4 separate regions of the Homo sapiens genome follow, and all the other regions are linked to region 2. The links are chromatin loops, found by intact Hi-C in ENCODE. Cell type or tissue: B cell. All regions are shown on one strand. Region 1 has its middle 48 kb from the start of TRI-TAT2-1. Region 2 overlaps LOC112268413 (a long non-coding RNA gene). Region 3 holds the start of LOC107985876. Region 4 overlaps THADA (THADA armadillo repeat containing).

Region 1 (8,000 bases), 88 kb after region 2:
GCGAACCTCAGGGCCCGCCTCGGCCCAACCCCACTGAGCTGCTGCCTACAATCTGAGTTGGCCACCGACAGTGGGTGCTGGAGGGCTGACCTCAGGGTGGCTTTCTCCAGGCCCCCCGTGAGATAGAACAAGTCCCCCCTGCCCTCAGTGGCCCCTCAACCAGACCAACACACCTCCTTCCTACCTGGGTTGTGGTGAACTCTGTTCTCTAAATGACCAGGCCTGGCCCTCAAGATGTTACAGGAAGATTTCTGTTAGCAAATCCCCTGCTCTTTCCACAAAGCCTGAGTTTCCCCACCAGTATCTCAATAGTGAGGTCAAGGAAGTCAGCTCTGAGCCTAAAGATGGCTACCTTCCTTTCCTTTCCTGTGGCAGTCAGTCTCATGGCTCAGCCTCTGAGGTGGAAGGCTGCAAGGAAACAGGATTTAGGAAACAGTAAAAAGAAATCCATTCAAATGGTTTAGATAAGCCAGGCGCAGTGGCTCATGACTGTAATCCCAGCACTTTGGGAGGCTGAGGAGGGAGGATTACTTGAGCCCGAGTTCAAGACCAGCCTAGGCAACATAGCGAGACCTCATCTGTACAAAAAAAAAAAAAAAGAACACAAAAATTAGCTGAGTGTGGTGACGCATGCCTGTAGTACCAGCTACTCGGGAGGCTGAGGTGGGAGGATCACCTGAACCTGGGAGGTGGAGGCTGCAGTGAGCCATGATCACACCATTGCACTCCAGCCTGGGTGACAGAACAAGACTCTGTCTCAAAAAAAAAAAAAAAAAAAGGTTAAAATGATACATGTTACTGATGCTAAGTGTTACTGTGTGTTTTTTCACCACAAGGGGTTTTGGGGGGTTTTTTTGGGCAGCGGGGGGTGGGGGAGATGGGGTATGAGAAAGAGCTTGTTCAAGTAATTAAATATAAGGATGAGGCTAGGCAGGGTGGGGGGTGGGGACACGACCCACAGAAAGCACAAGTCCCTTGGGACCCTCCTCCTCTGCCCGCATTTCAGAGGCTACAGCCAAATCTGGAACCAGGTCCCAGCGACCACTAGCTCCTGTGGGGAGGAGTGGGTACAGGTTTCTCCAGGGCCCTGGACCCAGGGACATAGAGGAGTTCTCGAACCCACAGCCCTACCTGCCCTGTCTGCAGACAGGCACCAACCAGGGCTGGGGCCAATCAAGAGAAATCTAGAGGAAAACACAAAGGAAAACTAAAAAAGACACAGCAGAATAGAACAAGGCATCTCACTAACACTGCCAGAGAGAGGAGAGTTCGAGGGCACAGATGAAGAAGACAGGGGCAGCCCTGCAGGGACATCCCAGGAGGCCAAGGGTAGGAGGCTGGACAGGGTAGACCCTCCAAGCCCAGGTCCAGAAGGGTATTCCCTGCCTCCCCAACCGAGGACTCCAGGCACCCATCCCTGGATCCTGCAAGGCCAAGGCAGGGTCCAGGTGCATGCTGCCAACCATAAGTTTTTAAAAATATTTTAATTTAAATTTTTTAGATTTTAAATTTTAATTTTTTAGTCAAATTTGTTGAAAAAAATAGAAAATTCAAATCCACATGTGTTGCCAATTAATTTTCCCCTTACTTCACCTTCTACAGAAGGGCTATGAAGTAGGGTGGGCTGGCACCACTCAGTGCCTACAACCCACTTCTCCTAATTTTGCTCCTTGTGATATTTCTGTTTTCTCCTTCTTCGGGATTCTTAGATCAGTTGCCGTCCTCGTCCTCCTAAGGAAGGAAGGATGTTTCACCACCACCCAACCTGCTGGAATGGGGCTTAAGAGTAGCCCCATCCTTCTCATGTGACCTTCTCGCCCCAGACCCCAATACAATCCTCTCACTTTCTTCCTGCCATAGGTACACAGAACTCAAGAGCCTTGATATATGCACGATATGTTCAATGGCATTCAGGAATTGGAATGACTGCATAGAACAGGAAACCCAGATCACAGAGGCATAAACAAAAGAGGAACTCATTTTTCTGTCACATGATGAAAAGGTCAAAGGCTGGAAATTCAGGGCAGCCCAGCATCTCCACGATGTTGTCCAGATCCTGGGCTCATCCTGGCCTTCTCTTCTGCTACTATAGGGTATGACTTTTGAACTCATGCTCACAAAATGGTTGCTGAAGTTACCACCATCACATCCATAGTCCAGGCAAGAGGAAAGGTTAATGGTGCTGGTGTGTGCACTAGCTGAATGTCCACCTTTTAAGGAACTTTGCTAGAAGCTCAACCCAACCACTCATGCTTCACCTCATTATCCAGAACTGAATTATGTGGCTATCCTTAGCTTCAAGATGAGACTAGAAAATGAAGTATTTTAGCTGGGCCAATTGCCAACCCTAACGAGTTGAGATTCTATATAGCAGAGGAGAGTTGAGAGTTGGTCAGGAATTGGCAGCCCTGTCACATATGCCTAATTCCAGTGCTGTTATTGGAAGTACCAAGGCTGGCAGCTTCCACACTGGGTCTTCAGTCGCTCATGTCTTCTGTGTCTGCCTTCATTCCTCTACTCAGATGGCAAACCTCTTTGTAAACAGAGAAAACATGTTCATCATTTTCATTACTCCCTCTTCCCAACCCCAACCTTCCAATCCTACTGTACCAGCTCAATAAATGCTTACTTTAGAAAGAAAAAGCAGTAACACTCACTATTAACCATATATGCCTTGGGACAAACTTTCCATTTCTTATTTGAATCACTGTTTTTATCGTGTATTGCATTGTCATTTTCCATTTCGTGAGCTTAAGTAGCAACTCCTCAAGTCAGCTATAAATTCCTAACAGTCTAGAAGTGCCCAATCCAGTGACTTTCACACGGTGAATGCTTTCATGACTTGTAGAGTTTATTTGGCCTGAGTTCTAGTCATTATCAGTAACCACAACAATAGTAATTTCATACCTTTATGATGCTTCGAAGTTTACACAACTTCCTTTATACACATTCTCTCACTTGGTCTTTTAAGTAACTCTTTTAAGTAAGGCTGCTGTAATTATCCCTTTTTCACAGACAATGAAATGGAGGCTAAGAGAAGGTATATTGCTTGCCCAGAGGCATGAAGTCAGTGTTTGAACTGGAACTTAAATACAGGTCTTTGACTTCAAATCCAGCAGTTTTCCATCAAACTTGAGGCCTCGATTCTCTCACTTTCAAAAATGAAGAAATTAATTTAGATTATTTCAATGCAGCACTGTCCATTAGAAATAGAATATGAGACACATATAATTTAAACTTTTCTAGTAGTCACATTTAAAAAGGAAAAAGAGACAGGCGAAATGAATTTTAATAAACTTTTATTTAACTCAACTCAAAATATTTCAACATGCAATCTTCATATTAATAAGACTTTTTTTGCTTTTGAAAGCTAATTTTTTTATTTATGTCTTTAAGTCATAGGAACTTCTAAAGAATGAAAGCCAATGTGTTTATGACACTTTCAGCACATCACAATTTAACCACTTTTCAGGTGCTCAAAAGCCACACATGGCTAGTGGTCACCATATTGGAAAGCTCAGCTGTAATGTTTGAAGGGTAAATTTAACTTTAAAACAAGCTCCTATATCTAAGATTTCGTGATCAAATTATTTTAGAAATTATCTAAAAGAGTTATTTTCTGTACATTCTTGCAATAAAGGAGAACTGCCTGTTCAACAACTATCCCCCTGTAGAAAACTGGCTTTGCCTAGATCCATCACAAAGCACCACTGCCATCTGGTGGTAGACTCTTGAATTGCCAGCAAATTCCCCAAGAGGAAATAATCAGGCTCTCGGAATGAGTTTATCAAAGCAGTAGAAACTGACTCCACATAATCCAGGAGAATTTGTTGAAGAATGCACAATGCTGGGCCCTGCTGAATCAAAATCTCCAGGACAAATCCCAAACACCCAGATTTTCAGTAAATGTCCCCAGTGGTCATTCACACTGAAACTTGAGAATGGTTGATCTAAAGGACATGCCTATATAATACAACCATAGAAAATTCAGTGACAGTAAATGTCAGAAGAGGACTCATTCTTTCCTGATACTGTTCTGATATTTGTCAGACTGCTAATTTCTTAGTTTCTACATAGAAAAAAAAACCCCACCCCCAATATATACACACACACACACACAGTTGGAAAGAATCCATAATCCCATCACTTTTTTCAAAACTTAAAGGAAGAAAGAAGTCTATGTGGCCACTCCATCTCCGACCCCCCCACCCCCAACACACACACACACCCCTAAGACACAACTCTGTAACAGTTACATATAGCTCAGGCCCTCACAGCCGTGTCCCCACTCCCAGCCTCTGCTCTCACCCTGCTCCCTCCACACCCAAGTTCCAGCCAGGCCAGTGCCTTCACAGCTCTCCCCCTTCACCTCACTCCCCTTCTGAGACTTTGCAGAGCTGTCCCCTCCATCTGGAACAGCAGTCACCATCCTACCCTCCAGCCCCCATGACTTGTCCCTCATAATGCAGCTCAGGCATCAGCTACTCAGGAAGCCCCTTGGGGAGCCCTCTAGACTGTGCTGGGTCCCCCTCCTTCCCCCCGAAGTGCCCCATATGGTAGCTGTATTGTCTGACTTCTCCACACAACTGTAAGCTCCTTATGGGGCAGGGCTGCGTCTCTTGTCTCTGTATCTCTGCCACCTAGAAAAAACTCTGCCACAAAGCAGGCATTGTTAAGAATTTGCTGAGTGAATAAATGTTTTCTTTTCCTTTCTTTTCTTTTCTTCTTTTTTGAGACAGGGTCTTGCTCGGTCTCTCAGGCTGGAGTGCAGTGGCACGATCATGGCTCACTGCAGCCCTGAACTCCTGGGCTCAAGCGATCCTCCCACCTCAGCCTCCTGATTAGCTGGGATTAGCATGCATCACCACACTCGGCTATTTCTTTTTTATTTTTCTTTATTACTTTTGTTTTATTTTATAGAGATGGGGCTCTCTGTGTTGTCCAGGCTGGTCTCGAACGTGTGGGCTCAAGCCATCTTCCTGCCTCCGCCTCCCAAACTGCTGGGATTGCAGGTGTGAGCCACCACGCCCAGCCATAAATAAATGTTTTCAAAAGCATCAAGTAGTCCCTCTGATTTTTAAATGATAATGCTAGTTCTGATGAGTTGACGACACTAAGCAGTGTGGACCTTTACTGGAGTCTCAGTAATGTCAGCTTCCAGCTCTGAGGACGGAGCTGCAGACGTTATGACGGCTGACCAGAAGCGTTTGTGTCGGGGACTAGGGAGGGCAGTGATTTGGGCACCATGAACACAGTGAGACACGGACGGGTGCAGGAAGAGGGCAGTAACAGAGTAACCCGGGAATGCCGTCCCCACCTCCCAGGAAGGGATCCATTTCCCCAGAGGACAGAGGCCTGCTGCATCTCGCCCAGCTAATCTGACAGAAGCCAGCTGCAGCACTAGGCCTGCCCCCGGGAAGGCATGCTGAGGCCGGGAACCACATGCCACTGTTTGCCCCTGGGGGACAGGGGCACAGGGAGAGGGTAATTGACTTGTCTCCCAAGTTTATTTATTAATTCCTAGCTGCACCATTTGATGTGGTTTCCAGGAGGCACGCCGTTGAAATGTGCCGCCCTTCCCCATCCTGGCTGCAGTGGCCCCAGGGAGATGGGTGAAGCTCAGAGCCAGCCCACAAGTCAGACCAGGTGCAGGCAGGGGACTAGGAAGGGTGCCCACCATGCAGGGAGGCTTGCCGGCCCCAGCGCAGGCAGCAGGCCATGGCATGGGGTAGGGTGCAAGGCAACAGTGGACGGTGTGCTGGGGAGCCTGAGACGATGCGCCTCGGGACAAGTGGCCGCAGCTCTCTGCTTCAGCTTCCCCAGCTGTGAAAAGGAAAAATGAGTGGCGGCAGCTGCCACTTCGTAGAGCTGAGTGAGAATACCAACGTGCTGAGGGTAGGAAGTGCTGTTACAAGTCAGGGGCACCCCGCAACTGTCGAATGTTCCAGACGGGCAAGTGTGTATCTCTAAGTGCCGGGTCTAGGCCTAACTTTGCTCCTCATTTTATGTTTTCCGAATTTCCCGTGCTTCCTACAATTAGCATGAATAAGCTGTATAACCAGGGAAACATTAGACTAAAGAGAATGGGAAGCGTGTGGCCCAGAGATGGAGCCACGTCTCAACAAGCAGGGTGGTTACAGGGTGGAGGGAGAAAGGGGGTGATCCCTCCAACCCAGGCTTGAGCGAGGAAGGACACCTCAGATGCAGGGAGAGGGTGGAGCCTGAAGGGTAAAGGGAGGGGGCGATGACTTGAATGAAGGTAGCCATAGACCCCAAACAGAGGAAATGGGAGCCAGGCCCCAAGATTCTCTATCCAAGGCAGTGGCTCTCCTGGCTTTCAGCCTTTGAAGGGTCAGCACAAGTCACCTTCATTTAGCTGGTGTGCTCCCCACTGTGTGGCTCCAATCCCCTGGACTCTCTCCAGAGACTCTATCCGCTTCCTAGGACGGATGATTGAGCAGGGCGTGACCGCCCAGGAGGTGGGAGGTGAGTGCAGAGGTCAGGGGTTCTCCATGCTCCGCCATACCCACCGTCCACGGGCCCCACAACTCTGTATGTGTGTGCAGACCCTGGTCCCAAGGAAGTGGCCATGGCTTCTTCCAAGAGGCACATGCCCGTCCAGGCCCCAGGCCAGCGTCCCCCTCCCCTCACCCCTCACCCTGTGGCTCCCCTGCTCACTCCCATCGACACTCTAGAGAAGAAGCTACTGACAAAAAAATGTTTAAAGATGTCACAAAGTTAGCAGCAAATCAAAGTCCTCGGAGCCCTGAAACTGACATGGTAGAGATGTAGGCCACCTGCCCTTTGAGATTCTGGGAGAATTGGCCGCACTCCGATCGCTTACACACTTTTCCGATATGTCTTTGCCTCGGAGCACCAGTTCCTACTGCATTTGTTCAGTGGGCAGAGAGTGTCCCGGCCCCACATTCACGGGCTAGAATAATCCACCCCTTTCCTTCACTCCTTTGCCACGAGACCACTCACACAAGGCCTGTGTGTGGCCAGGCCAGAGGGCTTTGCCACAGGCCTAACCAGTGTCTACCCACTGAGGAAGGCCAGGCAGCCCTCCCCAGTGGATGCGGGCCTTTGTGAGGACAGTTTCCGTGGGCCGGGCCACCAATCTGGAGGGCCCCGAGCTGTGTCCACATTCACATTTCTTCACTCAGGCCAGGCTGTGTGCGCACACACACCACACTGTCACACACCCAGGCTGGACAGGGTCCCCCACTCTCTTGCAAGAACTGGACAGAACTCACACTTGTGTTCACACCCAGCTGGGCCACACAGGCATTCACACGCTCACCTGGACTGGCTAAGTTCCTATTCAAGGGGTTTCTGCCTCTGCCCACCAGGATAATCCCCACACCAGGGAGAGATGCCACTTTTTGTGTCAGGGAATAAGATACCCCGAAGCCCACTGGAGAGGCCAGGGCCACTCTGGGTAGGGTGTGAATGGGGGCTGGGACCCAGGCTAGCATAGGGCCTGGCTTCTGTCCCCCAGGTCCATCTGGGCCAGTTGGCCTGTGGGCAGGGAGCTGTCTTAGGCTGACACGGTGCTCTTAGGTCAGGGGAACCCAAACACAGAAAGGAGGCCTCAAGAATGTCCCAAATGTGAAATGGATTCAGTTCTGCCTGCTTTACTCCCCAGGCCTCAGCCATTTCCCCACTCAAACCTTCTCCCCCGCGCCAAACACCCCTCCTCCAGCCTCTTCCACTCTCATGACCTCCGTCCCAGCTGCCATGATCCCACCAGATTATGTGGCCAGCCTCTCATCCTAAAACGCCTACTTCATCAGGTAACTCCCCTTTCAAGAACCTTCAAGAGCTCCCCTGCCCCCCACCCCACCACCCCCATTGTGTAAGGAGGACCTCTGGCTGGCACTCAAACCCCTCAGGATGAACCGGAGCTGACTTTCCTGCCTTAGCCGCCTCTTTTCCCCTCCTCTGGACCCGGGTCCACACTGTCATTCCATAGAGGCGTTGCTCTTTTCCAGCTCTGC
Region 2 (8,000 bases):
CCAATGCCTCTAAATTCTCTCCCTCATCCCCATATGGTCTCAAGATGGCTGCCACAGTTCCAGATATCACATCTTCTTAAATCTCCTTCCAAAGTCAGGATGTAGGGTGATGGTCAATGTGGCAAGAGCTCTCTTTATGTGCTTTTCTTATTTGATCAGAGATGAAAAGTCTTTCTCAGAATCTTTTCCATCCCCACTCCCACAACCCAGTCTCAGGTTGTGAAGAGATAACTTTGGTGAGGTTGTCCATCACAACTTTGGAGGAGTAAATGAACCTATTTCCACATCAGTTGTTCATCTGTAAAATGAGGGCTAATGATATTTACCCCAGGAGGTGGTTGTGGGGATTGAATAAAGTGATCTAGGCTGGCCATTCCAAGTACACAATCCTCTTGGCTTGGTTGGTTCAGAGAGGGACATGTGACCTGATGATACCAACCAGAGTCTTGCTTTAAATTTTGTCTGTGGATGCTGGAGGGGGTCTGTCTTCCTCTGGGATGTTGAACAACGAGGCTCAAGAGAGCCTAAAGCAATTGCACGTAACTAAGCGATTGTTACCATTTGTCTTGGTAAAAAACAAATTTCAGGAACTAAACTCCATTTCACTGAAGCCTAAATGCATCCTAGGAGGTTTTCTAGAGCTAGTCCCTCTGAGCAAAATATATTTATGCCCCTGAATTGATCAGATCCTCCTGTTATATGGATTCATGGAGCCCAGTCACTTCCCCTCATAGTTTGCAACAATTTGTAATTAAATATATTACAAATGATATCATGCCACAAAATTTAGGATTCAAGAAATGTTACATTTCTTAAATGTTCCACATTAAGTTGCATCTGGCTAAAACCCTCCTTTGTCAAAGTTATAGAAAGTTGATGCAGAAGGTGATGCAGAAAGACCCCAGAGTTTGCCCCACCCATGAAAACATGTGTTTTTAACATAGTAGGGACTTAACTGTCAACCATGGTTGTCCCCAGTGCTGCCCACGAGACAGTAGAGGGATTAGGGCAACTTTGAGGCAGGCTTGACCTGGGGGGCATTGCTCAAGGTTCCTGAGACTGGGCATCTGGGCGCAGTTCTCCAAGGCACAGGGCAGCCCCCACCAACATCCAGGGCCCTGCCACTGCAGCACTTGATGGGGGCGGATCTCTGGGGCCCCTGCAAAACCCCTAACACCTCTCGCCTTCAGTCCAAAGAGCCTCACAAGCCCTGAAGGCCATGGCCCTCCCCTGGCCAAATCTGACTGACACTTTGTTTACCACCTCCTAAGGGGCGTAGGCCTTTCAAATCACAGGGGCAGCCCACCTGGCCTGGCAACTTCTCCATTCAGCCGGAAACACAGACCAGAGACTGTTACTTTCCTCCTCGTGATAAGGAAATCTCAAACCTCAAGAACTCAAAGGCCAGGTGCTCCAGAAGGGTAAAGGAAAAAGCAAATATTTCTTCCTTTATCTTGATAAGCCAGCAACCTAGAAAGTGGAAAAATGAGACCCGACTTCTCAACAACTTCTCATTGGCATCAAACCTACCTGTCACATATATCTGTATATGGTGGACAGGGGATCCTAGGGGCTGGTGTCTAATTTGCTCACTATTTTATCCCAGTTTTTTGGCTCACAGTAGGGCTCAGTAAATATTAGTCCAATAATTATTAATCAGAACTCTTTGTGCTCTAAGTGACAGAAATTCAAACTGAATCAAAATTTTTAAAAAGATAATTGGCCGGGTGTGGTGGCTCACGTCTGTAATCCCAGCACTTTGTGAGGCCGAGGCGGGCGGATCACGAGGTCAGGAGATCGAGACCATGCTGGCTAACACGGTGAAACCCCATCTCTACTAAAAATACAAAAATTAGCCGGGTGTGGTGGTGGGCACCTGCAGTCCCAGCTACTTGGGAGGCTGAGGCAGGAGAATGGCGTGAACCCGGGAGGCAGAGGTTGCAGTGAGCCGAGGTCACACCACTGCACTCCAGCCTGGGTGACAGAGTGAGACTCCGTCTCACAAAAAAAAAGATAATTAACTGGCCCTTGTAACTGGGGAAATTGAAGGAAGACCTGACTTCAGGCAAGATTGGAACAACAATATGGTGGAGTATGATTTTCTCTCCAGCTCTATGGCCACCTTTACATGTTAGTTTCATTCCCCCAACAGCTTCTTCCTCATATCCTTGGGCAATGGCTCCAGCAGCTTCCAACTCTCTTGGTCATCACTCAGCATCTCAGAGGAAGACAGATCCTCTTTCCAGCATCTATAGCTTGAATCTTAAGCAAGACTCTGATTGCATGATGTGTCTATCCCTGAACCAGTCACTTGGCCGGGAGGACTGTGTGCTCAGAATGACCACCTGGGTCATGTGCCCAGCTCTGGGTGATGGTGGAGAGGCATCATAAGAAAGAACTTCACCAAGAACTGGTTTGGCTCCTGGAATATAAAGGGAGCTATGACCAGCTATATTTGCTTTGGTTTCCTTATCTGTGAGGTAATGGCATTGGACTACATGGGCTTCAGAGCAGGCAAAGAGAGAAAGGGTTGGCAGAAGCATCAGATGTCCTCCATATAGTGTTGGGAGCTGAGGCTGGGCGGGCTATGCATTCAGTTGGGTTCAGTGATGGTGGGTGTATTAGTTAGGGTAAGAAAGCTGCTGTAACAAACAACCCCCACCTCCCAATAGCTCAACATACCAAACTCAGTCACACCACAGTCCAAAGCATGGTGATGGGGTATTCATCTCCATGCAGTCATAGAGGGCCCCCTTATTTTAGCAACATCCTCATTCCCTAGAGTTCTGGAGTCTTGTGCTTGTAGTTGCACTGATGGGGAAGGAGTGGAGGTGGTACGTGGAAGATGATACAGGAACTGTTGGAGGCCAGGCCTGGAATAGATGTACCTTACTCCTGCCCAATAGCCATTGGCCAGAACTTGGTAGCTGCACATGGTAATAGCAAGGCAGGCTAGAAAATGTGTCCAGAAAGAAAAGCAAACAGAGTTTGGTGAGTTCCTAGTCCTGCTGCATTGCGGGAGGACTGAGGTGGGTTTAGGAGGTGGCAGGGGCAGCGGGGTAGGATGTGGTGGACCTGAAACTCTAGGCTGCCTGCCTCCAGATTTTTCACTTGGGCAGGTCATTTCAATTGAGGCAGATTTTTCAGCTGAGACTGAGCTCTCTGGGCCTCAGTGTCCCCAACTGTCAAATGTAACAAAGCCACCTCTAAAGCCCCTTCCCATGTAAACATTCTCTGCTTCGCCCACTGCCTAGAGCCTCCATTGCTCTGCGCAGCTCTGTTTCCCTGATCTTATTATCTCTGACCTCCCCTTTAACTTCACAATGCCCCTATTCCAGCCCTCCTTTCATCCCTATCTGCTTTATTTTTTTTCTCCATAGCACCTATCATCTGACGCGCCAAATGTTTTTCTCATCTATTCATTGTCTTCCTGCATGAGAATGAAGCTCCCAGGAGGCACAGATTTTTGTGTTTAGTTCACTGCTCTATCCCAAGAACTTAGAAAAGGGCTTGGCACATTGAAAGCACTCAGTAAATACTTGTGGAATGAATGAATGAATGACTTTTAAAACTGTTCCATCAAGTCATTCATAACAGAGCAACGCTGCCATCTGGTGCCAGAAACTTGAATTGCAAGCACAAACTGGAGCCGGGGAGGGAAACTGTGCCCAGGGACAAGCCTTGCCAAATTAACCCTATTTCATTGCTTCAGACACCACGGTCTGACTCTGGAGGGCTCAACAGTCCCGTGGGGTCTGGTTTTCTGTCCTATGTGTGTTCCCCTCCAGATCGCCACGTGACATCTGAGCCATTCATTAGGTTCTCAGAGGCATCAGGCACTCCGCGCTTGCTCTGTTTCTGCTCAAGTAACATCTGGGGACCGCTGTGTCTTAGAAGATGGGCTATCAGGGAAAAGATTCCAGCCCTGAGAGAGGATGAAAGAGAGAACGTATGGTGGGGGCTAGTAGGGAGGACCAAGGGGAGGGTGGGGAAGAAGGAAAGGCCTCTGTGGAGGAGACCAGGCCCACCTCCAGCTTCACTCCACGTTTGCTTTGGTCTCCTTATCTGCGAGGTGACAGCCTTGGACTAGGTGAGCTTCAGACCATAACTCAGCCTAGCCCTAAAATCCCACAATTCTTTTTTTTTTTTTTTTTTTTTTTTTTTTTGAGACAGTCTCACTCTTGTCGCCCAGGCTGGAGTGCAGTGGCGCGATCTCGGCTCACTGCAAGCTCCGCCTCCTGGGTTCACGCCATTCTCCTGCCTCAGCATCCCAAGTAGCTGGGACTACAGGCACCAGCCACCAAAGCCCAGCTAATTTTTTGTGTTTTTTAGTAGAGAAGGGGGTTTCACCGTGTTAGCCAGGATGGTCTCGATCTCCTGACCGCGTGATCCACCAGCCTCGGCCTCCCAAAATGTTGGCATTACAGGCGTGAGCCACCGCGCCTGGCCAAAAATCCCACGATTCTTAAGAAAGACCAGAAGGTTCATGGTACATCTAACTTCTGGATTAATGCCTAGAAGACGGGTTTCAGCCACTGGTCAGAGGCTGGCGTCCTCAGTCAGGGGGTCTCCTCATTAATAGGCAGGTGATCTAATTCAGTGGGGGTCTCTCCAAGAGGACACTCCAGCTTCCCTCTTGAGCCTTGCCCCTGCTGGGGCTGAGCACCAGCAGTGTGGCCCCGTGCTCTTAGTGTCTTGCAGCCAGGAGCACCACCACCTCCTCCCCCCTCATGCCCCCACACCTATGTGTGTTTGTGCTGCTCCTTTCGAAAGCCTAAGGACTGGCTCTGGCTAATCTCTGATGTCTCTTGGGTCTCTGAGGTCTGTATGAGCCAGGTTGGCTGCTCAGGGCATGAAGGAAGGGGCCCCGGAGGGACTTCTCCCCTTTCTTTCAGAGCTTTGGTTGTTGGTGACAGGAGCAGCTTCAGTGGCTCTGCCGATGCCTGCAAACCTTTCTTCCTGGCCTCCACCCCAGCTCCCTTCAGCACAGATGTGTAGGGCACCTTCCAAGATGCTGTGGGATTTAGAAGATAGTTTGGGCTCTGACCCCGAAGGGCTCCTTGTGAGTGGGGGCATGCCCCGTGCAGCACAGCAAACGAGCTGTGGCCATGCATGTGCGAACAAGCATCGAAGTCAGGAGTCCAGGCTGACAGGAGAGTTGCTTGGGAAGCCTTCTGGAGGGGTGGGGTCCCTACGGCTTCTGAGTCCACCCACACTGAAGCACTGAAGTAGAGTATCTGAGGCCTTGGGGGCAACCACCTTGCCCCAGCTCCTCTTAGCACCCAGAGTCAGGGGGAGTGACACCTGTGAGCCTCGCCCCGCCCCAATGTGGGGGTCACTGAAATGCGGGCCTGGCCGCCTCATGACACTAGAGCACCTGTATGTCCAGAATGCGGTAGGGACTCACAGAGACCCACCTTTTTCCTCCTTCCGTGCCCTTCCATCTCTTATTCTCCTACCCCCACCAGAGGCTCCTCTTCCCTCTGCCCCTGGGAGTCAGCTCGCTCAGGGTCCCCTGCCGTGCCCACTGCCCTCCCTCCCTGTGCAGCCTTGCTGTTCCTCCAACCTGGCAACTGGCTCCTATGTACTTCTAGGAGCACTTGCCCAGTGGAATAATGGGCCGGATTGTCTGTGGTCAATTCATCACCACTATCCCTTTCCAAGGTCTTCTCTGTGGCTCTGAGAGAAGCTAGGAACTACAATTCCCAGAATGCCCTGCTTGTGGGGCTACATCTTTTCTGGCTTGGTATTGGGCAGGTGGAAGAGAAGGAGAGGTCATTATTAAATCTAAATCAGATGAAGAGCTTTCTATAAACTGCACACCAGACTTCGAAGACTTTGTACAAGAAAATGTAAAATGTCTAACTAATAATTTTTATATTACTCCCATATTGGAATGATAACCTTTTATGATATATTGGGTTAAATAAAATGTATTAAAACTCATTTTGTCTCTTTTTGGTACTTTTAAATGTGACTGCTGAAAAATTCTAAAGTACATAAGTAGTTCACATTAGAAGTCTACTGAACAGAGCTGGTTTAAAGTATGCTGGTTTAAACTATGGTTTAAAGGGGCTGGGCGCAGGGGCTCACACCTGTAATCCCAGCACTTTGGGAGGCCAAGGCCGTTGGATCACTTGAGGTCAGGAGTTCCAGACCAGCGTGGCCAACATGGTGAAACCCAGTCTCTACTAATATTACAAAATTTAACCAGGCATGGGGGTGGATGCCTGTAATCCCAGCTACTCAGGAGGCTGAGGCACAAGAATCTCTTGAACCTGGTAGGCGGAGGTTGCAGTGAGCCAAGATCCTGCCATTGCACTCCAGCCTGGGTGACAGATTGAAACTGTGTCTCAGAAAAATAATGATAACTAAATAAAAAAATAGAGTGTGCTTGGGGATAGAAGAGGCACATACAAAGCCCTTCATAGCCACCTGAGATGATAAACAATGTTACATGTTGAATGGGGATTACTACCACATGAGAGTGGTGCAGACGTTGAGAGTTAAGAGCTTAAGGGATAAAAGGAGGTCCCTGAGGGCTCCAGGGTAGGGAATGAAGGAGGTGAAGGTAGGATGGAGCCCACCTTGGAGAACGGGGGGATGTGGACGGGAGGATGTGGATGGTGCAAGGGCGTGGAAGCCGTGCCAGGCAATGGATTCCATGGGTTAAGAGAGGAATAACTCATGCCTGGCAAGATGCAAAGGCCAGATGGTCTCAAGCAGATGTGAAGAAATGGTTATTGAGTCTCCTGTGTCTACAGTCACAACTCTATTCAGTCTACCCAATGCTGCAAAGTGTTGGGTGAGGGAGGCAGACAGAAAAGTCCTGTCTGAGCTCTGGGCACATGGGTGCCATCTCCTAGGGTGCCTAGGTCACAATGCAAACTTAAACCCAAGCCCCATCAACTTCTCCAGCTCTGTCTAGAATGTGGCTCCTTGAGGAGCCAGGTTTTCAAAAATTTTTATTTTTATTTATTTTAACTTTTATTTTTTCGAGATGGAGTTTCAGTCTTGTTGCCCAGGCTGCAGTGCAATGGCGTGATCTCGGCTCACCATAACCTCCGCCTCCCAGGTTCAAGCTATTCTCCTGCCTCAGCCTCCTGAGTAGCTGGGATTACAGGCATGCACCACAATGCCCAGCTAATTTTGTATTTTTAGTAGAGACGGGGTTTCTCCACGTTGGTCAGGCTGGTCTCGAACTCCCGACCTCAGGTCATCCACCCGCCTTGGCATCCCAAAGTGATGGGACCACAGGCATGAGCCACCGCGCCCGAGGAGCCATGTTTTCTAGGGGTGCTGGGGCCAAGGATCTAGGCTCCACGGGGCAGGGTGCTCTGCCCTGGTCCCAACTCCACGGGCCCTGCCTCCTTGCCCCAGCCTTGTCCCAAGCAGTTTCCTGGTGGTTGTAGACTTGAGTCAGGGGAGAAGTCACAGGAGGAAAAATGTGTTCCCGTCTGAGATGAACTCACTCCACCTAGACATTATGGAGTATGGTAGATGAGGTTGTGGGAACTATGAAGCCACCGCTTGAGAGTGCTTGTGCTTGGCATTTTGCAGAATTTCTGGCATGGCTGCCCCTGGTCAGCAGTGAATCTGAGAAAATCTGGGACCTCTGTGGCCCTGGCCTTGTCCTGTGGGACGGGCCTCCTGGAGCCAAGGGGGACTGGAATTGAGTCCACGTTGGATGTCGAGTCATTCTGGGAAGGGCTAGCTGTGGTTTCCAGGCCCTCTAAAAGGCTGCCCAGATACTGACCAAGAGGAGCCCAGAGATGGCCAGGCCAGAGCGAGTGCCAGAGCAGGTTGTCCTGCGGCCCAGAAAAAACTCTGATTCTAAAATCCTGAAGGTGCTTTGCCTCCAAGGGGCCTGCACGTTGAGGGACTTTTGAAAACAGGAGAGCTTTTCCACCATTGTCTCAGGGGCCTGTGCCCTTGCTTACAGAAAGAGTTAGACAGCAGCTCAATACATCCTTCCTAAGCACCTCTCTTCTACCCAATCC
Region 3 (8,000 bases), 160 kb before region 2:
CGGATCACGAGGTCAGGAGATCGAGACCATCCTGGCTAACATGGTGAAACCCTGTCTCTACTAAAAAAATACAAAAAAATTAGCCAGGCATGGTGGCAGGTGCCTGTAGTCCCAGCTACTTGGAAGGCTGAGGCAGGAGAATGGTGTGAACCCAGGAGGCGGAGCTTGCAGTGAGCCGAGACCGTGCCACTGCACTCCAGCCTGGGCGACAGAGCGAGACTCTGTCTCAAAAAAAAAAAAGGAATCTTAGAGGTTCTCTTGGGCTGTTTTTAAAGGAGATGATTACTTTCCAGGTGCTGGTTTCTAACAGATGAGATTATAATTATTATTTTGTATGTATCTTGTCAATTGCTTCAGGGCTTTAGTGGGACCGGAGTGGGAGTAAGTAAATAAAATCATCCTCATCCTGAAAACAAAAGAGGAATGAAGAATTGGTCTGGGTGAGTGAGAGAAGGAGGAGGCAGCCAAGGGGAGAGATGGTGTAGGGCCTGGTGGTGACAGGACAAGTGTCCCTTTCTAGGCCACTGTGGTGATGCTGAAGGGTCTGGCTTCACTGACCCAGGGGGTGTGAAAAGAGGATTTTCCATGAATTTGAAAAGAGAACCGCAGTCATTGCTCAATTTGCACTTCTCCCCATGGCCCCCAGGCTTTGGGGGGTATTTTTGTAATGTTGTGAAACATTGAAACTTGCAGTGTCTCCTTTCTCTTCCTCTTCTCTCCCAACTCAGTCACTCCTACCCATTTCTTTTTTTTTTTTTTAAACCATGTTTTGCTCCTTCCCTTCATGTGGCCACTGGTGCAGGGGTTTGAGATGGGCTGCCCACTGTGACTGCTCCTCCATCTCTGGGCAAGACAGGAGTCTCTCTGGACCGAGGCCCACAATTTGCTGCTGGAACAAACAGAAGAGGGTCAAGCAGTTCAGATCCTCAACGAAAGAGTAGCAATAGAGCAGCAAATACTACTTGAAAACTCTACTGTGTGCCACTTAGGAACCATTATTATTGCCATTTAATTTTACTTATTTAAGTTTGTCCTGTGCTTCAGCTCATGGTACATGTTCATTATTTGTTTGTACAAGGCCCCTGCATCTATTTGTTTGTTTGTTTGAGACAGGGTCCTGCTCTGTCACCCAGGCTGGAGTGCAGTGGTGTGATCATAGCTCACTGCAGCCTTGAACTCCTGGGCTCAAGCTATCCTTCTACCTCAGCCTCCCATAGCTGGGACTACAGGAGCATGACACCATGCCTGGCTAATTTTTAAATATTTTTGTAGAGATGGGGTCTCACTATGTTACCCAAGCTGGTCTCTAACTCCTGAGCTCAAGTGGTCCTCCTTCCTCAGTCTCCCAAAATGCTGGAATGACAGGCATGAGCTACCACATCTGGCCCATTTGTCTGCTTATCCACTTACTTTGCCCAGAGTTTCTCATTGGCCGCACTATTGACATATCAAGTCAGATCATTCCTTTTATGCAGGCTGTCCTGTACATTGTAGGATGTTTGGCAGCATCCTTGGCCTCTCTACTACATGCCAATATTACCCACCCCCACACCTCCACTGTAACAACCAAAAATGTCTCTGGATATTGCCAAATGTCCCCTGGGGAAAGGGAGCAGAATCATCTCAGGCTGAGAACCACTATCCCCTTGTCCCCTTCCTCACTCCCCTCCTCTCCCAATAGAAGCCTCTCTGATGCATCTGCTGTGTGTCCTCCTGTTTGCACACATCCTTGCAGCTCTGTTCACTGCCCCATTCATATCCTTTGCCCACTTTTCTATTGGAGTTGCCATCTTCTTTGGATCTGCAAAGAGCAGTCCTTGTGTTTTCTTTTCTTTTCTTTTTTTGAGATGGAGTCTCACTCTGTCACCCAGGCTGGAGTGCAGTGGTGTGATCTCGGCTCATTGCAACCTCCACCCACTGGGTTCAAGCAATTCTCATGCCTCAGCCTCCTGAGTAGCTGGGATTACAGGCTCCCGCCACCACACCTGGCTAATTTATATATTTTTAGTAGAGACGGGGTTTCTCCATGTTAGTCAGGCTGGTCTTGAATTCCTGACCTCAGGTGATCCACCCACCTCGGCCTCCCAAAGTGCTTGGATTACAGGGCATGAGCCACCGTACCTGGCCAGTCCTTGTGTTTTCTAAATATGAGTCCCACATTGGTGTGGCCTGTGTTTTCTTCTCCTTTTCTGTCATCAGTCTGCTAACTCTTGCCTTACAGATGAGGAAGCAGAAGTTCACAGCCATAGCTGCCCATGCTCACACAGCTAGTAAGTGGTGAGCCAGGTCCAGGCCTCTGTCTCCAGAGCCCAGGCTCTTGACCCCTGGGCTACAGCAGTGTCCCTTCCATTCAAATATGACTTCGCAGGCAGGCAGGCAAGGTCAGGCCCTGAGGCCCGGGCAGGGAAGGGAGGTGGCTCACTCCAGGTCATGCAGCTCGACAGCAGCATCACCCAGGTCACCCTGATGTGATGCCAAGTGTCTTGGGAACTGGATTTAATGTGTTTTTTTTTTTCTTTTTTTTTTTTGGTTGAGGAATGACCAAGTGATTTCGCTTAAATGTCCAACAGGAGGCTGTGGCTCTGGTGAGAAGAAGAGGTGGGGATCTGAGGGTGTCTGTGCGAGGAGGCTCCTCTGTTGGCTCTGCATGGTGCTCACAGACACATGGTTGGGCAGATTTCTGGATCTGGATTTTCTGGCCTGGATCTCTGTGCCCTGGACCCTGGCAGAAGAGTGCTTCTCTCCCGGCCCAGGGGATGATGGATGGAGAGGAGCCAGGTTTTGTTCCCTAAATGCCATTCACATGACTCTCTGACCTCAGGGTCCTTCCCCTTTCTCTTGTCTTTTTCTCCTTCACTGCATTCTGCCCTGCTTTGGTTTCCCTTCTCTATTTTCCTTTTTTCAATCTACACAAAGCCCTTGGAGGGCTGGGGCTGACCTGGGGCCTCTTGGCTCTGGCTGAGGTTGGTTTCCAGTTCCTGGACGGTAGCCCTGGGGCTGTCTGACTTCAAGGGCCATAATGAGACTTGGGAGGTGGGAGGTTTGGGAGGAAGCAAGCCGGCCAATGAGCCAGTGCCTGGAGGCTGGTCCTCTCCTGCATCCTCAGGGCAGGACCTCTGAGCCACCAAAGCCCGAGGACAAATACCTAGTTCAGGCCACAGCCACTCCCTACCCATCCCTGACAGACATGCCTAGTTCATCCCAGATCTCTTCCTACCAGCCTCAAGATCCTTCTCAGCGGAGAATGTGGGACGGAAATGTATCACCTCTGGCTTATAGCTTCATCTTTACTTCCTGGAAGCCTTTCCCACCGTGGTTCTCAACCCTGACCGCTTAGCAGAATCACCTGGGTAACTTTCCAAACAGACTGATTTCCAGGCCCCAACCCACGATTCAGATTTCATGGGTCTGGAGTGTGGCTGGGGATTGAGATGTTGTAAAATCTCCCTGGGTGATTCTGCTATGTGGCCAGGACTGAGAGCTACTGTTTCACTGAGGCCAGAGTGTTGCAGAAAGAGCACAGAAGGCAGGTGGGGGACTGAGTTCGTGTCTGGACAACCCTCAGGTGGCAGCATGTCTCTCAGCAAAGCCCCTTCCCTCTCCAGGCACTGGGCAGGAGCACCCTAAGGAGAAGTGACAGATTTGTGGAGTTTTAGACTCAGAAAGGGCCAGGAAACCAACCAAGCTACCCCTCATCCTGCAAAACAGAAGACTGGAGGGGGTGGAGTAGTCAGGGTCTCACAGGGCACTGGCAGGGTTGGGGGTGTGGGAAGCCAGGCTAGGCTTTGGGCTGCCTCCTCCCACTGGCTGGGCCCCTCAGTGAGTCCTCTTTAGTTTAGAATGTTGGGAACATGATGTCTCCCCACTGTTTACTCGAAAAGGAGCCTGTTCTCTCAGTGCCTGGTAGTGGGGAAGCAATGGCTAGAGTTAGAGGGTATTGGTCTCAGCCAAACTTGGCAAGAGGACTTTTGCAGTGCCGCTGACTGTCTGCAGCTGTTTTATAGGCCCTGTGGCTCAAAAGGGGAAGTGTGGCTGCATTTAGAAAGTTGTCCACAAGGAGGAATGGTGGGGGTGTGGGAGTGAGGGTGGGGCTGACAAGGGTGGCCAGGCTGGGGAGCTAGAGGAGGAGGAGGAGGGACACAGGCAGGACCTGTGGACAGGGGTTTGATTTGGGGCCCACATGTTGTCACTGTGGAAACTCTTGGGTTTGAGGGGATGGAGATAGGGGAGTGTGAAAGGGAGGCAGACAGACAAGAAAGGGGGAGGTGGGGAGGGAAAAGAGCTCCCAGCTGGGAAGCCTGGCCTTTCTTAGGTTGGAAGCAAACATGAAGTGTGCTGGGAGCATGCCCAGCCATGCCCTGAAGGCCCAGGAAGGGGTTTCCTCTAAAGGGGTGCAGGGAGATGGTGAGAGGTGCTGGAAACGTGGAGGTTTTCTCAACATAGTCCAGCCCACAGAAGGGGATGTGAGAGGAGGAACTCTTCCTTCCCCCAAGCTATACAGAAATATATCTGATATCTGAGTCCATTTAGGCTACGATAACAAAATATCATGGACTGGATGGCTTATAAACAGCAGACATTTAATATCATAGACTGGATGGCTTGTAAACTGCAGACATTTGTTTCTCACAGTTCTGGAGGCTGGAAGTCCAAGATCACGGGGCCGGCAGATTCAGTGTCTGGTGAGGGCGATCTCCTCATAAATGGTGACTTCTTACTCTAACCTCACATGGCAGAAGGGGTTAGGGGTCTGTCTCAGGGCATAATATAAGGGCACTAATCCTATTCATGAGGGCTCCACCCCCAGGACCTAATCACCTCCCAAAGGCCCGACTCCTACCTTCATCACTTTAGGGGTGAAGATTTCAACATATTAATTTGGGGGGGACATAAACATCTGGACAGCCTGAATGAAATGCACCATCCCTATGGCCAGGAATGCACCCAACCCTTCCCAGGGCTGACCTGGGGCTCAGGTCTCCATGGTAGCAACAGGAAGATTGCTACACAAGGCTCCTAGCCCAGGGGTTGGAGGCTGGAAGACCTCAGAGAGCCTGACTGAAGATCCCCATGCCTCAGGCTCCTGTTCCTGTTAATGACAGGGAGATGTACCTCCCCTGCCCTATCACAAGTGCCCTGCCCCAAGCATCAGGGAGAAACATTGAGCTCCTGCTGATCGTGGGTCACACTCCCACTGCTTCCCTCAGGCCTACTGCTCTCCCTCAGTCACTGGCACCTGCAGGGTGCTGCTCTCTGCTGCCCCCCATGCCCTAGCCTTGTCCCTACTGTATATGTGGGGATAGAGTGATGGGGTGGCGGAGGTGGGGGGTGGTGGTACCATAACTTCAATCCAGAGCTTTCCTACAGAAGATCCTGCCTTCACCAGAAAAGTGCTTTAGCAAAGCTCCTCTTCCCAAAGTAGCCCCACCCAAAAGGACCATGAGAAGAAGACCTTATCCTAACTTTGATCGTATTACACTGGCCATAGAAAGCTCCACCACCTTTGGTGATAGATTCAGCAGCCAGAGAGATCTACTCTGAGGGTGGGAGTTAAAGCAAAGAGGGGAGGTTTGCATTGGTTCTGACTCTGTGGTTGAGCATCTGATGTCAGAAGCATGACTCCCAAAGAGCCTGCTCAGTGTACCCTGGGGAACAAGGTAACTCAACTCAACCCAATCCAACTCAACCCAATTCAACTCAACCCAACCCAACTCAATTCAACCCCACTCAACCCAACTCAACTAAACTCAATTAAACTCAACAAAACTCCCATTCATTCACTCCGTGATTTAACTATTATGTACTAGTCACCAACAATGTGTCAACCGCTGTGCTAAGTGCTGGGGATGCGGAAGAGAGCAAACAAGACACAGCCCTGCCCTCATGGAGCTTCGAGTCTGGTAGAGGCACTTAAGGGCATATCACGGGTCTGTGTCTCTATTAAGCTCATGAGGATGGCCGTGGGAGGGTAGGGAGAGGAAAGGCCCTTACCTCTGTGGTCTTGCTGGAGAGACTATATTCATATACACAAAACACTCAGAGAATGAGGCAAAGTTTAATAAGTCCATTGTTGACTCTGGTAACCACTAGGTGGGCCTGACCACTAACTAACCTTGAAAAAAAAAAAAAAATTGGCCAGGCATGGTGGCTCACGCTTGTAATCCCAGCACTTTGGGAGGCCAAGGCAGGCAGATCACTTGAGGTCAGGAGTTCAAGACCAGCCTGCCCAACATGGTGAAACCACGCCTCTACTAAAAATACAAAAAATTAGCCAGGTGTGGTGGCGCGCGCCTGTAATCCCAGTTACTCGTGAGGCTGAGGCAGGAGAATAGCTTGAACCCAGGAGGCAAAGGTTGCAGTGAGCCGAGGTTGTGCCACTGCTCTCCAGCCTGGGTGACAGAGTGAGACCGTGTCTTAAAAAAAAAAACACCCCAAAACAAAAACAAAAAAAATTAGTTCTGACATGAGTGTGTTGGACTGGAAAATCCATGTGGACTCTGCCGTCTTTCTTGGTTTCTTCTTCCATTTGGCTATCTACCCCCTTCCCTTCCTCCTTCCACCTCACTTAGAGCTAGAAACCTTCCATGGCAAATGATTGGATTCTAGGTTTGGTTAAATGCCTACCATTTACAAAGTACATTGCTAGCTGCAGTAGGATTCAGAGGTAAACAACACTGGCTTTCCCCTTAAGGACGCTGGGCCTGACTTGGGTTCACAAATTGCTATGACAGAAGACAGTGAAAGATGCATGCATCTTTGGACTGCATTTTACCAGTTCAAATATTTTATTTTTAATAATATGTAATAAAATATAAGGTATAACAGGGAAATGAAATGCACAGATCTTAAGCGTGCGGTTCCAAGTATTTTGAGTGTGAGTGTGACTGTGTGTTGCAGGGGGAAGGTAACAGAAGAGTTGAGTCCCTTCACTGGGTATGGCATTTGGAATATCAGTGCTATCATGTTTTGGCATGTCTGCTGCCTGCCGTTTTGTTTTTTAAATTGCCAACTTCAGAAAGTTTATAAGACTAAGGAATTCCTGTATACCCTTTCCCCAGATTCACCAATTATTTACATTTATGAAATCATTTGAGAAAAATTTAGAGAAATCTTGCCCCTTTACCCTTAAATACTTCAGTTTATATTTCAAGGACATTCTTTTACGTAGTCTGGCTTCCTCTTAGCTGAGCCTTGGGCATTTCATTTTCAGACAGTATTGGGTCATTCTATATCTTAAGTAAAGCTGATTTAATGGGAGAGAGAGCTGGATTGGTTTTCTGCTTGATGCTGTGCTGGTGGCCTGGCTGTTGGGGGCTGCCTAGGTCACAGGGTCCCCCAGGGAAAATCTGTTGACTTCCGCAGCTATGCTTGAGTCTGCTTGTTACTGGACAGCTGGTCTGTCCCCTTAGAGGCTTGGCTGAACTCTGTGCTCTCCTTCCCTCTACTTTGTTCTCGAGTTTTCTGCACATTCTTCCACCCACAGATGTGAATGTCGTGTGATGTTGGCTTTCCAGTGTCTTGCATGGCGTGGTAGCAGCAGAAATGAGCTTGGCTGGGCACCCTCTCTGGGCCTTGGAGGCAAGCCTGGGCTCCTCTGAAAATACAGGCAGCTTCCTTTCCCTGACTTGCCTGGAGGAGCCAGGCCCTGTGGTGCGGTCTGGCTCTGAGGCCTGTGGTCCTGCTTGGGACTGGCAGTCTTAGGCTGAGGGAACATTTTCCAGAGTATAGCCGAGGGACAGAATGTCTCAGTAAGACGGGCTCGGAGGGGAAGTGTTTTGGAAAGGCCTCTGCTTGCTCTGGGAGGCGTTCAGGATGCTGAGGTTTTGGAAATCTATGGCGGCTCTTCACAACTGCTCCCAGCTTTGGGAGGAGGAATAGACGGGTGCTCGTTTCCTCGGGTTCAGTGGCAAAGGTGAAGACCAGCACTGCCGACCTGGGACCTGGGCCTCTCCCGGGCCTGGGGAGGACACTGGACTTTGAAGGGGAATGCAGCCTAGAAG
Region 4 (8,000 bases), 630 kb before region 2:
TACAGGCATGCACCACCACGCCTGGCTAATTTTTTTTTTGTATTTTTAATATAGACGGGCTTTCACCATGTTGGCCAGGCTGGTCTGGAACTCCTGACCTCAGGTGATCTGCCCGCCTTGGCCTCCCAAAGTGGCTCAGGTGTGAGCCACCGCGCCTGGCCTCATTGTTTGTGTTTTTAACCCTGGTAATGAAAGTCTTAGCTATATTTTGTCCAATTAGTATTTCTATTTCTCTTTTTGCCTGGGTTCTCAGGTATTAAAAGGAAAGGAAAGTAGTTAAAGTTACTTTTATTAAGACATAACTTACAGAAAACTTTTCAGAGGTTATTTACTTTTTAAAAGAGGACTGTGTTAGTCTAAAAAAAAGATTCTCTAACTAATGAAATGTAGAGAATACATGATTTTAATATGAGGTAACTTCGGCCGGGTGTGGTGGCTCATGCCTGTAATCCCAGCACTTTGGGAGGCCAAGGCGGGCAGATCACGAGGTCAGGAGATTGAGACCATTCTGGCCAACATGATGAAATCCTGTCTAAAATACTAAAAAACTAAAATACAAAAAAAAACATTAGCTGGGCGTGGTGGCGTGCACCTGTAGTTCCAGCTACTCGGGAGGCTGAGGCAGGGGAATCAGTTGAACCCGGGAGACAGAGGTTGCAGTGAGCCAAGATCATGCCACTGCACTCCAGCCTGGCAACAGAGCAAGCCTCCGTCTCAAAAAAAAAAAAAAAAAAAGAAGTAGCTTTTTTTCCGAAAAGTTGATGGCACCTAATCAGTACTATTCTTTTCCAGCATTTTAAAGCTTCATAATCAGTAAAGTGTTTAGCTGCAAGTAACTGAAAACCAAACCTCCTTTCCCACATAACAAGTTCAGAGGCAGGTCATCCAGAACTGGTATAGGCAGTGTACGACCCACACATTTTCTGCTTTTCTGCTGTGCCATCTTCAGCAGGTTGGTTTTCACCCACGTTTGTTGCCTCGTGGTTGCCATATGACTGCTGTAGCTCCAGATGTGTCTTTATTCAAGGCAGGAAGAAGGAAGGCCAGTTGCGTCTTTACTTTTGATCAGGATACTCAAGTGACTGGCTTAAATCCAACTGGCCTGAACCCTCTTATATGCCTACCTTTAGTTGCAAAGAAGATTGAAGAAGCAAGTATCCTGCTTTTGGCTGGGCATGTGGCTTCCCCAATCAAAGTCACAGTTTTCTTATCAGTGATGAAGGGCAGAGTGGATATTTAGTACGTAGTTTATGATGTCATAAAGAAGTGTTACTTCTTTCCCCAGGTTGAACAACTCACCATGGTATTAGAGGCTAATAGAGATAAAACAAAAAGAAGATACCAAGTCAAAACTGTTTGGTTGCTATGGGTACAGTGTCAGTGCTAGCAAAGTTTGTAATTAGCACTTACCTACATTCTTTATACAAGCCCTGAAATCTCTTTTTGAAAAAGTCTGTGTATATGGTGATTGGGATACAGAGGCATTGGTGGAGGGGAGGGGACAGGTGGTGTTGCTGTTAGGTGTTTTGGGAAGCAATAGTTGGCGAGGAAGAAAGTGTATGTTAGAGGAGAGAGGAAGGAATCACGTTTATTGAGTATCTATATGCTGGGCTTAAAAGCCTTTATATTCAGCCGGGCACAGTGGCTCATGCCTGTAATCCCAACACTTTGGGAGGCCGAGGCAGGCGGATCACAAGGTCAAGAGATCGAGACCATCATGGCCAACGTGGTGAAACCCCATCTCTACTAAAGATACAAAAATTAGCTGGGTGTGGTGGCACGCGCCTGTAGTCCCAGCTACTTGGGAGGCTGAGGCAGGAGAATCGCCTGAACCCAGGAAGTAGAGGTTGCAGTGAGCTGAGGTCACGCTACTACACTCCAGCCTGTCAACAGAGTGAGACTCCTTCTAAAAAGCGTTTATGTTCATTATTCATCTAAACCTGACACTGCCTCAGTTAAGAGTTATCCCATTTTACCCAAGAGAAAAGAGAGTCTGTGGGATGTTAAATAACTTAGGTAAGACCTATTCACCCAGGAAGTGGTCAGACTAGAAATTGTACCCAGGCCTATCTGGCTGCTCAGCATCTGCTCTTTCCACTCTACCAGAATATTCATTATTTAACACAAGCTTCTCTCCTTTTTTGCCAAATAGATGATCTGTTACAGACTGTACAGAGCACATCTGGATTAGCTATTATTCTTTTTATTAAGACTATGTTTCACCCGTCTGAAAAGATTCCTCATTTGGTAAGTGCATCTCCTTTTTAGAATTGTACTTTATTGAGAGTTAGGGTATGTTTAAAAAATAATTTTGGCTTGGTGCAGTGGCTCACACTTATAATCCCAACACTTTGGGAGGCCAGGGCAGGAGGGTCACTTGAGGCCAGGAGTTTGAGATTAGCCTGGGGAGTTTAGCTAGACCTTGTCTCTACAAAAAAAAAAAAAGAAAATTTGCTGGGTATGGTGGTGCACAGCTGTAGTCCCAGCTCTTTGAGAGGTTGAGGTAGGAGGATCGCTTGAGCCTAGGAGTTTAAGGCTGCAGTGAGATAAGATTGCACCAGTCTGGGCAACAGAGTGAGACCTTGTCTCTTAAAAAAAAAAAAAATTAAAAATATTTTTAAAGAAGTGAATTAAAATAATTTTTTTTTGCATTGTCTGGTTCCTTCTGATGACCTTTTTCTGTTATAATAAGAGACAATTCCAAAAATTCAGATAAAGCAACAATAACAAAAAGACAATAACAGTCACCTGTAAGTCCATCTCACAAAGATAATCACTATAAACATTTTTGATGTACATTCTTTTAGTTTCTTTTTAGTGCTGTTTGTTCAGTGTCATCTCTCATTAGTATCTTAAAAGATATTTTTAATGTTAAAATTATGCATATCAATGTATAGATATATACACAGTAATAACTTTTCTGATAAATGTATTCTTTATTGAGAATAACCCAAATCATGTGCTTTAGACAGGAAGCATGCTAGATAGAGTCAATTGTTCAGTAAATTTGCTTCTTACAGAAAGTATAATTTGATAATTTAGGCCACAATCCTTGTATTTTTTACTAGTAGATTTCTTTTTTTGCTTGCTATATTGTATGGAAACTTATTTTATCTTTTTACCTGACCTTAGAAAAATATATTATGAGATCACACAAAGTAATTATCTTTGGATAAGTCGAAGATGTTTATTTCTCAAATCACCTCTAAAAGCATTTGTTTAAAAAAAAAATACATACCAAAAAAAAAAAGCAGTTGTTAAGCTTATCCACCTGCAGGTGGCGATGTGTTGTGCTCTGCCAGTACATTCCAACCAGCAAAATCATTCTCGTACTTGATGTAATTTTTTTCCTTTAATACTAATACAATAATCATGACATTTGTGGGTATTTTATCTTTGGATTTAGTCATTTTTCCTAGGATTTTTCAGGGGAAAGAGATGTTTGGGTTTGTATTTTGAAATATCTCTGAAAAGTTTTAAAAGCTTTATGTGTGTTAGCTCTGCTATATTTTTCCAGATTAGCAGTGTGCTGCTTCGTTCAGTGGACTGCACCAGTGTCCCCGAGTGGTTTATGAGCAGCTGCAGGAGCCTCTGTTGTGGTGACATCTCTCAGTCAGCTGTCTTATTCCTCTGTCAGGGGACACTTGCCATGTTGGACTGGCAGAACGGAAGCATGGGTCGGAGTGGGGAGGCCCTGCTCTTGGATACTGCACATGTTTTGTTCACCTTGAGTTCACAGTGAGTTTTGATGCTATCGTCTCATATTTTGTTTCACTTGTAAGACATTTAGAAGATGCAGTCCAAAAGCTGGAGTGGCTTGTGCCTCTAATCCCAGCTACCCTCCCAGTAGGCTGAGGCAAGAGGATCACTTGAGGCCAGGAGTTCAAAACCAGCCTTGGTGACATAGTGAGACTGTGTCTGTACAAAACTTTTAAAACTTAGCTGGGTGTGGTGGCATGCGCCTGTAGTCTCAGCTACGTGGGAGGCTGAGGTGAGAACATTGCTTGAGCCCAGGAGGCCGAGGATGCAGTGAGATATGATTGTGCCACTGCACTCAAGCCTGGGCGACAGAGTGAGATCCTGTCTTAAAAAAATAAATAAATAAAATTATTGCTGCAGGTTAGCCTGTAAAGAACATTTCTAAAATTAATTTTTAACATTTTCAATGTTATCGTTTTTAAAAACTATAAAAATTTTTATATGTATAGTGTTTTAGAATTTATAAAGAACTTCAACATAGGTAATCTAATGTGATCCTCAAATGGCTACTATATAGGATAAGAAATCTAATTTGTTGAATGGGCAAAGGGAGGCTTAGAAAAGTAAATGCTTACCTGAGACCATATTGCTAATAAGAACCTGAAACAGCAATCTTAGAAGGTCTTCTGACTTCATGGGGCTGTATTTTGTATTTTTGTGGTGTTTTTGCCATAATGGCTGAAAGTGATCATGTATATGAAATGTCGAAACATATATACAGCTTGATAATACTGAACATATGAATAAAGGAGGAAAACTAAAATAATTTTTTACATATTTGAGCTATATTATGCAATTCATAAATTTGAAGTGTACAATTCAGTTTATTAGTTTATTCACAGAGTTGTACAACCACCAGCATTTCTAAAATTAATTTTTAATATTCTCTTTGCTATATTTTTTCTTTAAAAATTTTTTTCCTGAAATTTGTTTTTAGCATCATTTTTTAAAACTATAAAAGTTTCTACATGTGTAGTGCTTTAGAATTTATGAAGCACTTTAACATAGGTAATCTAAAGTGATCCTTATCAACATTTCTGAAATGAAGTTTTAACATCTTAAAAGTTAATTCAAACAACTTTAGAATATTTTTATCACAGAGAAGCCCCATTCCCCCAACCATCTCCAACACTTGGCTTTCCTTATCTTTTAAATTACATGTGTAGGCCGGGCATGGTGGCTCAAGCCTGTAATCCCAGGCTTGCAGATCTCAGGCAGGTGGATCACTTGAGGTCAGGAGTTCAAGACCAGCCTGGTCAACATGGTGAAACCCTGTCTCTACTAAAAATACAAAAAATTATCTAGGCATGGGGGCATGCGCCTGTAATCCCAGCTACTGAGGCGGCTGAGGCAGGAGAATCGCTTGAACCTGGGAGGCAGGGGTTGCAGTGAGCCGAGATCGCACCACTGCACTCCAGCCTGGGTGACAGCAAGACCCTGTCTCAAATAAATAAATAAATAAATAACTTGTGTAATCATCACAGTCAAGGTAGTGAATATTTCCATCATCCCCCAAATTTCCCTATGTCCCTTCCTGGACTATTATTATTTTTGAGACAAAGTCTCGCTTTGTCACCCAGGCTGGAGTGTAGTGGCATGAGCACAGCTCATTGCAGTCTCACTCCTGAGCTCAAGCAATCCTCCCACCTCAGCTTCCCAAGTAGCTGGGACTGTAGGTGTGTGTCACCACACCCAGCTAAATTTTTAAATTTTTTATAGAGATGGGGTTTCACTATATTGCCTAGGCTGATCTTGAACTGCTTTCTGGATTATTTTTTACAAGGTAAAAAGAATCATATACAAATTTGAGATCTGTTTTGGCTTTACTTGTAGTTTTTTGTTCTTGTAAATTTAATAATTGAAATTTGTGGTCATTCTGTGTATTTAATATTTTTAAAGTCTAAATTGTTATAAAATGAAATTTCTTTTACTAATCAGTTTACAATAATGGCTCATGGCTCATTTTTCTTCAGGATTAAAGAGCCAACGCTGGAAATGTTTCTGTCTAGAATCTTAGCATCCTGGACTAATTCAGCCATACAAGTCCTTGAATCAAGTTCCCCGAGCCTAACGGACAGCCTGAATGGGAATTCAAGTATAGTTGGGAGACTTTTGGAATATGTCTATACCCATTGGGAACATCCATTGGATGCTCTGAGACACCAAACCAAAATCATGTTCAAAAACCTTCTCCAAATGCACCGGCTCACTGTGGAAGGTGCAGATTTCGTCCCTGATCCTTTCTTTGTGGAATTGACTGAGAGTCTTTTACGATTGGAATGGCATATTAAAGGAAAGTACACGTGCCTTGGTTGTTTGGTAGAGTGCATAGGAGTTGAACATATTTTGGCTATAGATAAAACTATTCCATCTCAAATCTTAGAGGTGATGGGAGACCAGTCATTGGTACCTTATGCAAGTGACCTCTTGGAAACCATGTTTAGAAATCATAAGAGTCATTTGAAATCCCAGACTGCTGAGAGTTCTTGGATTGACCAGTGGCATGAGACTTGGGTTTCTCCTCTCCTTTTTATATTGTGTGAAGGAAACTTGGATCAAAAATCTTACGTGATTGATTATTACTTGCCAAAATTATTAAGTTACAGCCCTGAAAGCTTACAGTACATGGTAAAGATTCTTCAGACTTCTATTGATGCTAAAACTGGTAAGAAAAATGCATTTTTGTTTTAGTAGTTTCTAATTATGATGCTTAAATGTAGGTAGCTATGCAGATACTAATCATATTCAAATTTAAATATCACTTCTATAAATAGTAAAGGAAGAGATTAATGATAGATGTTTCAGTTTGAAACGAATGTTCCTATATATAGCTGAATGGAGTTTTTTGGCTGAAGTCATTTCTACAAGCTAAAGAATAATTCCACTTAAAATGATAAACTTTCCTGTATTACAAGGTTTTAATTCATTTTTTCAAGTTCTGAATTTATTTTATTGTATCACTGAAATAAAAGTTTGTGTGTCTTATATAATGTGCTTATTCAAGTCATTGAGACAATAATTAAAAATTGTGTTAGGCAAGGTTAAAGACAGGTAACTTGGCAGTAGCAAGTTTTTTTCTCTGGGGAAGTGACAAAATTCAGAGGCATGATCTCAAGAAATAGCCATCTATAGTTATTTAGAATAGGGGTAAACATCCCATTGAAACTCACAAACCCTACAGGAATCACTGCATTCAAGCATAATTCAGGATGTGTAAAGTGATGATCATGACACATCATATAAATCTTAAAATTATTACATTCTGTTTAACAAAGCAAGAATGTAGTATCGTACAGCATAATTTTAAGAAATATTTTCAACTAAAATTGTTAAAAACGTTCAGTACTTCAAAGAGTAACCATGAGGTAGCAGGAAAATTTGATTCCTGTATGCAAAAATAAGCCATTATTTGTAATTTTTGACAACACTTGTTCTTGAGTTTTTGAAAAGCCATCTGAAATTCAGGATTCAAGAATCTGTTCTGAAGTAAGGTTGTCTTTATTTTTATATCAAGCTGCCCTGTCTTCTTGGTAATGGCTGACGTCCTAGCCTCTGAAACCAGCAGGCTCTTTGTGTTCCTTTTTTAATCTTTACTAGTGAGAAACAGCCACTCTAAAATATGCAGAGAGGTTCAGTGTTTACTTTTAGAGAAGTAATAGTCTGTAGCCACTGATGTGCTTATTTCTCCACCTGATTTTATTTCCTGATTTGCTGCCTGATTCCCTTTCTAGGTGTTAGGGAAAAAGCAAAAATGTTAGCAGGTAAATAATGATTTGTTTATGTTAACGATAAGAGAATTATGCTTACTTGAAATGATTGACAAAAGGGCAAATCATATTAAATAATGATTATTTTAGAATAGGAACTTTAATTTGTGTTAGAAATGAGTTTAAAATGTGATTTTTATTTATTGAAATAAAATGTTAATTGGAAACATGAAAATTAGCAGCTGATAATTATAGTAGTCATTGCATAATACAGTAATGGTCTTTGTTATTGTGCTTTCAGGACAAGAGCAATCTTTCCCATCCTTAGGGTCTTGTAATAGCAGGGGGGCTCTGGGAGCTTTGATGGCATGTCTGCGAATAGCTAGAGCTCATGGACATCTTCAGTCTGCAACTGATACCTGGGAGAACCTCGTGTCTGATGCAAGAATAAAGCAAGGCTTAATTCATCAGCATTGCCAAGTAAGTAAAGAAAATTACCTGGATTTGTACATGCAGTAGATCCCTTTCATGTAG

The links. Peaks named below come from ENCODE experiments on the same cell type or tissue, not always from the same donor. Only the 100,000 strongest peaks of a DNase experiment are listed, where the experiment ranks them.
Region 1: a loop joins it to region 2, with 16 times the contacts of the local background. A loop is called at or near these places in 43 of 110 quality-filtered maps.
Region 3: a loop joins it to region 2, with 7 times the contacts of the local background. A loop is called at or near these places in 2 of 110 quality-filtered maps.
Region 4: a loop joins it to region 2, with 20 times the contacts of the local background. A loop is called at or near these places in 14 of 110 quality-filtered maps.

The regions. Positions count from the first base shown.
Region 1 is chr2:42,854,862-42,862,861 of GRCh38, reverse strand. No RefSeq gene overlaps it. Among named protein-coding and RNA genes, the nearest start is that of TRI-TAT2-1, 48 kb to the right of the region's middle. RefSeq lists enhancers at 5,040-5,627, 7,945-8,000. In B cell, CTCF peaks have their summits at 3,520 and 3,719 (motif pointing left); a DNase peak (open chromatin) is centred at 3,721.
Region 2 is chr2:42,942,641-42,950,640 of GRCh38, reverse strand. The region is part of intron 1 of LOC112268413 (a long non-coding RNA gene); the gene reads right to left. Among named protein-coding and RNA genes, the nearest start is that of LINC01819, 93 kb to the left of the region's middle. RefSeq lists an enhancer at 4,291-5,090. In B cell, CTCF peaks have their summits at 3,401 and 3,601 (motif pointing left); DNase peaks (open chromatin) are centred at 1,330, 2,859 and 3,610; H3K4me3 peaks cover 1,034 bases; H3K27ac peaks cover 3,249 bases.
Region 3 is chr2:43,102,167-43,110,166 of GRCh38, reverse strand. LOC107985876 reads left to right here and starts at 7,722. Exons shown (of 3, transcript XM_047446566.1): 1 at 7,722-8,000. LINC02580 (long intergenic non-protein coding RNA 2580) reads left to right here and starts at 7,722. Exons shown (of 2, transcript NR_151714.1): 1 at 7,722-8,000. RefSeq lists a silencer at 3,879-3,928. In B cell, CTCF peaks have their summits at 3,843 and 4,043; DNase peaks (open chromatin) are centred at 646, 2,246, 2,846 and 4,026; H3K4me3 peaks cover 453 bases; H3K27ac peaks cover 5,311 bases.
Region 4 is chr2:43,572,760-43,580,759 of GRCh38, reverse strand. THADA (THADA armadillo repeat containing) reads left to right here. Exons shown (of 38, transcript NM_022065.5): 9 at 2,153-2,247; 10 at 3,518-3,738; 11 at 5,733-6,424; 12 at 7,768-7,946. Among named protein-coding and RNA genes, the nearest start is that of THADA, 19 kb to the left of the region's middle. In B cell, CTCF peaks have their summits at 3,060 and 3,264 (motif pointing right); a DNase peak (open chromatin) is centred at 3,279.